2 separate regions of the Homo sapiens genome follow, and region 2 is linked to region 1. Evidence: chromatin contacts called from ENCODE Hi-C or POLR2A ChIA-PET data. All regions are on one chromosome and are shown on one strand. The core of a region is the stretch at or near the end of the contact, and the rest is flanking DNA. Distances in the headings are between cores, read along the strand shown. Region 1 overlaps LOC105372112 (a long non-coding RNA gene). Region 2 overlaps LOC105372112 (a long non-coding RNA gene).

Region 1 (2,867 bases), core at 355-2,854:
GGGCAGACCGCCCCTGCCCCACCGCCATGAAGTGGCAGACCCAAACCAGATGGATTTCACACTCTAGGCTGCACTCCAGAGGGGCTGGGTTGCTGGGCTGGCTAGCTTCTTAGACCTTGTTTTCATGGGTGGTGGGTATTGTAACATCTTTCTAGCTAACCACGTTGATCAGCATTCATTTCACCAGTGAAAATTTAGAAATTACTTCTATCATCTTGTATGATAATTCTGGAGCCCTGTGACTTAAATTTTGAAATCAAGTGGTTAGTGCTTTAAATGCTAACTAGCCACTCTCGGGATGTTGATTTAAGTCATCTTACAACTAGAAACAACCAAAATGCCCACCTTCGTGAGACTCCATAAGGAAAATTTGGTGCAATCACACAATGGAACAGTGTGCTACTGAAGTAAGCAAATAAGGAAGCTTTCCAGGAACTGGTGGAGAAACACCTGCCCCCACCCCAAGATATAGGGTTCAGGGAAAGATCAAGGTGCAGACATCTGAGGAAATAATTTGCATTCTATGGAGCTGGAGGGAAATAAGGGTTTGCATTTGTATTTGCATTTGTATTTGCTGGACAGATACGCAGGAAACTAGTAAGTTACCTCTGGGGATCAGGGTAGGAAAGAGGATTCGAAATAGGGCCAATAGGGGTAGGAGTAGAAACAAGACTTTTCACTGTAATACAGTTCATATTGTTTTGATGGTTTTACCATGTGAATGTATCACCTATTCTGAGCAAGTAAATGTATAAGCTAATTTCACACAGGTACATCATACTGTTTATACCAAAGCATTTTAAAGTAAATTGCAGCAAAGACAATAAGGCCATGGTGCTCAGCCCTGGCCTTTCTTTAAGGTAGCACTTGCCAAACCATGGGGCCGGAACTGGACATCACAGGATAAACTTACCTTGCTGGGAGACCTGGAAGGGAAACAGGCATAGATATATTCTGAGTAAAATATAGCTTTGCAGGAAAGCCTTCCTGGCTCCCTGTACACAACCAGCCGCTGACCTTCAGTTCTGTGGTGTGGGATGAGCTGTCATCAGGTGTTCTCGGATCCCAATGTTAGGTAAAGGTGGGTCCAATGGGGTTTTTAGACTTTCTACGGCAAATTTCATTTGGTGTCCAAACACCTCTGGGAAATAGGATTATCCCTTTTTGAGACAAGAAGGATCTCAAAGGGCACATAATTTGACGAAAGCAATTTGACTGAAGAACTCCCAGGTCCTCATTTTTATTCTGACACACCATCAGTGGCTAGGCTATGGGAAGAACTTGTTTATTTCTGCATTTAGTTATTTGAGACAAGAGCTATCATTGTTCTACTCTTGACTTTTTGTTTTTGTTTTTTATGTACTGCCAGTTTTCCTAAAGGATTTAAGGGAAGCTTTCACACATTAAAAAAGAAGGTCTGGGAAACACAACAGAGGAGCGAGAACTTGAAATGTGGCTCTACCCTCTCTCACAGCCGTGGCTCAAAGGCAGCCCCCGGGGGTTGCCCCGTCTTGCGGTCACTCTAGGCTTCGTGAGGGCACAGCACAGTGTGGGATGCAGGAGAAGGGCGGGCTGGCAGTGACCACATTTTTGTTTATAAGGAGAGATGGGAAAATTGCCCAGAAGTGGAGAGGTTCTTCCTTTTCCTTAGTAATTTGCAAAGAGAAACTCTGAGCCTTTTCGAGAGTGAGATGTTATCAGAAGGGAGGCGTCAGCGGACAATTGAGCATTGTTCTTTATCGGTGATTTCTCCGTCTGACTCACCTCCTCCCACATTCTCAGTCAACAGTAGTTGTCACCCTGTCAAAGTTGTGGCACCCCAGGACCACCTCTCAGTGCCATTTGCACTCTGATCTCAGTGGCTTCTATTTGTATTGACCTGATGCTCATCTAGGAACCATGATGTGGCATTTTCTTGTTTGATTCTCATCTTAACGGGAGGGAACATCAGAAAGGTGAAAGTGATGATGAGACCTAGCTCCGAGATGGAACCCTTGATTTACCCAGGATTCTGCAATTCTATTTTAAAAGAATACCAAAAGTTGCCTCACCTATATGAAATGTCATGTGTCAGGAAAGAGTGTTTCACAAAAGTTAGGCTACATGCGAAAATTCCAGCATTTTCTGTGCTTAGAACCCAGGTCAGGAAACACTGGTCAGGAGCTCTTCCTGCCCGGCCAGTGTCAGGAAGAGTCTCGGGGTTTGGTTCCATTTCCAGCTCCTTGCTGGCAGGGCCAGGTCTGATTTGCTGCTGTCCCCAATGCCAGGTACAGGCAGGTGTCTTCACAAGCATGCGACCTGTGCCGTGGTGGGCCGCACAAGCAGAAAACCCTGTGCTTGGTTTAATGCTCTGCTGTCACCAGCTTGGAATCCTGAATAATTTTATCTGTAAAATTTTTTTTTACTGTGGTAAAATGTATATAACATAAAATTTACCATTTTAATCATGTTTAAGTGTACAGTTCAGTGGCACCGAGGGACATTCACAATGTTCCACAGCCATCACTGCCATGCATCTCCAGAACTTTTTCATCACCCCAAACAGAAATGCTGTACTTATCAACCAAAAACTCCCCCATCCCCCCTTTCCCCGACCCCTGGTAACTTCTATTTTACCTCTATCTCTGCAACTTTGACTACTCTAGGAGCCTCATATAAGCAGAATCGTACAGTATTAGCCTTTGTGTCTGGCTCATTTCACTTAGCATAATGTCCTTAAGGTTCATCCATGGTGGTGCATGAATCAGAATTTATCATTCTTTTTTGTTTTTTGTTTGTTTGTTTTTTTGAGACGGAGTCTCGCTCTGTAGCCCAAGCTGGAGTGCAGTGGCACGACCTCAGCTCACTGCAAGCTCCGCCTCCCAGGT
Region 2 (2,770 bases), core at 42-2,541, 100 kb before region 1:
AGACCACCTCCATCAGGCCGGCTGGAGAGCCTGGGGATCCCAGGGCAATGTTTTTCCCCACCTGGCTCAGATCAGGCAGGGAGAGCATGTTTTGTGACTTGCTCAGAGCTTGTTCCAGGAAGTGTTCTTATATCCTGAAATGGAAGAGACCTTTTCTGATACACTGTTGCCAAATGGGCTTGGAGAGCATGAAAGAATTACAGCATCTTCAGAGTCTGTTTATAACTTCAGATGCAAAAACTACACTCTGTAAAGGGGAGGCCGTGCACTTTTTAGGAAAAAGCTGTGAATTAAGGAGTCAGGGGCTGGGTGCGGTGGCTCAAGCCTGTAATCCCAGCACTTTGGGAGGCCAAGACAGGTGGATCACAAGGTCAAGAGTTCAAGACCAGCCTGGCCAAGATGGTGAAACCCCATCTCTACTAAAAATACAAAAATTAGCCAGGCGTGGTGGTGGGTGCCTATAACCCCAGCTACTCGGGAGGCTGAGGCAGAGAATTGCTTGAAACTGGGAGGCAGAAGTTGCAGTGAGCCAAGATCGTGCCACTGCACTCCAGCCTGGGCAACAGAGTGAGACTCCATCTCAAAAAAAAAAAAAAAAAAAAAAAAAAAAGAGTCAGAAGACCTGAGTGGTTCTGCTACTTGAGATCCATGCATGCTTCAGCTACCCCGGTCTCAGTTTTCTCATCTATGAAATGGGAACGATAATACTTTTCCTAGCTTGTTTTGAGGATCAAATGAAATAAAAATGTGGAAGGGCCTGAGGAGCTGGCACATGCTGTTCTGATGTAAGAGTTGACTCTTTTGATTACAGACCAGCTGGACTCTTCCTACCTGATATCTGCTAAAGCAGACCACACTGGCTTGCAAGGGGTGTGGGGTGTTTGTGGGTGTAGGGTGCTTTCTGCTCAATTTGGGGGCCCTCCAGCTTGGCAGCACCATCTGTTGCCTTGTGTCTCTTGCCCATTCTTCCCTGAGCTAGAGCCAGTTGGGGCTTCAAAGCTGGCAATGTGGGGCTGGGTGCAGTGGTTCATGCCTGTAATTCTAGTGCTTTGGGAGGCCAAGACAGGAAGATTGCCTGAGCCCAGGAATTCGAAGCTGCAGTGAACTATGACTGTGCCACTGCACTCCAGCCCGAGTGAGAGCGGGACCTTGTCTCAAAGAAAAAAAAAAAAGAAATTGCTGGCAATGTTTTTCTAATTTCTGCTGAGTGAGCAAACCAAGTGTTCCTGGGACTGCACTCCCAGTCCCTCCAGAAGGCCATTGTTGGGGAATGATCAGGAACTGGCCTTTATCTCTGCGACAGTTTATAGCCAGTCAGGCATTTTATTGTTTCCCCAGTTACGACGTGATTGGAATGTGGCCATCTCTTCGGAGCACTCCTGGAGGTTGAATTAATAAAGGGGATAGGCCAGGGAGTCCTGTGCTGGACAATGGAAGCTGCAGACTTGGGATCGCACAAACTCCCAGAAGTTCTTTTTTGGAAGGGAGGCAGCTGAGCTGGAAAGGGTTGAAAATCTGGAGTTCTCCTTTCGTATCTGGCTGCTGGGAGTGGGGTAGGTTGGGTTAGAAATCCCTAGCCATCATCTTGTTAAAACACTCCTGTGAAGCAGGCCAGTGCCAGGGCAGGGGGTGGTGGCTTCCTGGGGCCATCTCTGAGTGGTGGCTGAGCCAAAATGTTGGAACGAGGATGGTAGAATTCAGCCAAAATACAATCCGTTTCACACAGAGAGCAATTTTGAACAAAGATACAAAAATCAAAACCATCAGGTTTTTGCTCTTAAGGAACTTACGGTAAAGAACAATGAACAGAGCCACTTGGATGGCTGTGATCTGTGGTGGAATGCGATAGCTAGTACTAGGGAGGTACCAACGCGTGTGACAGGGGTTTAGGGTATTGTTGGGAGAGTCCCAGAAATCTGTTGTGGGTGCCTGCACCAGCCGAGGGCATCTGCAGAGCCACACCAAGCCAGTTGTGCATTTCCATGGAGATCCATGTTTTTGCCTCCATGAGCTGGTAGCCTGAAGGCATGAATTCATCAGTCTGAGCTGTGAGAAGAATGCATCCTCCTAGAGCTCGAGCAGTCCCTCTGGAGAGAAGCTGCTATGTCATGGGCCAGATCCGATGCTTCCTGGGGCTGGCTACATGCCTTGGAAGGCAGTTGCCCAAGGGACTGCAAGTCTGTCACCCCTGTGATGCCTTAGACATTCTCCTTGATTTGAAATAGGCCTTCGCCAAAGAGAAAGACCCTTCCCTGCTAACTGTGCCCTGGATTCCACAACCTGCTCATCCCACCAAACGTTGTCTCCCATATATCTTTAACACCTCCCCTCTGGGCTAGCTTTTTCTATCTGCATTTAACATTTTCAAACCTCATTCATTTAAAAAAATGAATAAATAAACTTCCTTCCCGCTGCCTTGCCTTCACAGCCCTATGTTGCTACCTTTCTGTTTCTCATACCTTCTGGAAGGTGTTTTCTAAACTTGCCCTTTCCACACTACCTTACCTCTCATTCCTGCCTTAACTCACAGCTGTCTGGCTTGTCCTTCTCCTCAGGACCAACACTGCTCTCAGTGAGGTGCCAAGATGCCTGTGGGTAGGGCCAATGTTCATCCTTCTAGATAGATTCTTGACAGAGGTCAAGACAATTCTCTTGACCTCTTTTTTGTACATGTGAAGGTTTGTTGTATTGGTGAACTCTTGTCCCAGGGGTTTGTTGTACAGATGATTTTATCACCCAGGTATGAAGCCCAGTACCCAATCGTTATTTT

Evidence for each region. A loop is a pair of places that touch in the nucleus more often than their neighbours do. ChIA-PET counts read pairs that join two places held with the same protein, here RNA polymerase II (POLR2A). Pooled maps may share reads with other maps.
Region 2: a pooled map shows a loop between it and region 1 (1.9-fold over the local background). The contact joins two enhancer-like sites. A Hi-C loop is called at or near these places in 3 of 168 maps with a recorded cell type or tissue (DLD1, endothelial cell of hepatic sinusoid and psoas muscle) and 3 of 50 pooled maps. POLR2A ChIA-PET finds 5 or more read pairs at or near these places in 3 of 52 experiments (HEK293T, WTC11 and endothelial cell of umbilical vein).

What each region holds. Positions count from the first base shown.
Region 1 is chr18:49,722,212-49,725,078 of GRCh38, forward strand. The region is part of intron 3 of LOC105372112 (a long non-coding RNA gene); the gene reads left to right. Among named protein-coding and RNA genes, the nearest start is that of ACAA2, 90 kb to the right of the region's middle. RefSeq lists an enhancer at 1,119-2,318. Within about 2 kb of position 1,605, at least 10 of the 41 ENCODE cell types and tissues checked have a DNase peak (open chromatin) inside an H3K27ac peak, as active enhancers do.
Region 2 is chr18:49,617,965-49,620,734 of GRCh38, forward strand. All of the region lies in intron 1 of LOC105372112 (a long non-coding RNA gene), which reads left to right. Among named protein-coding and RNA genes, the nearest start is that of LIPG, 57 kb to the left of the region's middle. Within about 2 kb of position 1,292, at least 4 of the 41 ENCODE cell types and tissues checked have a DNase peak (open chromatin) inside an H3K27ac peak, as active enhancers do.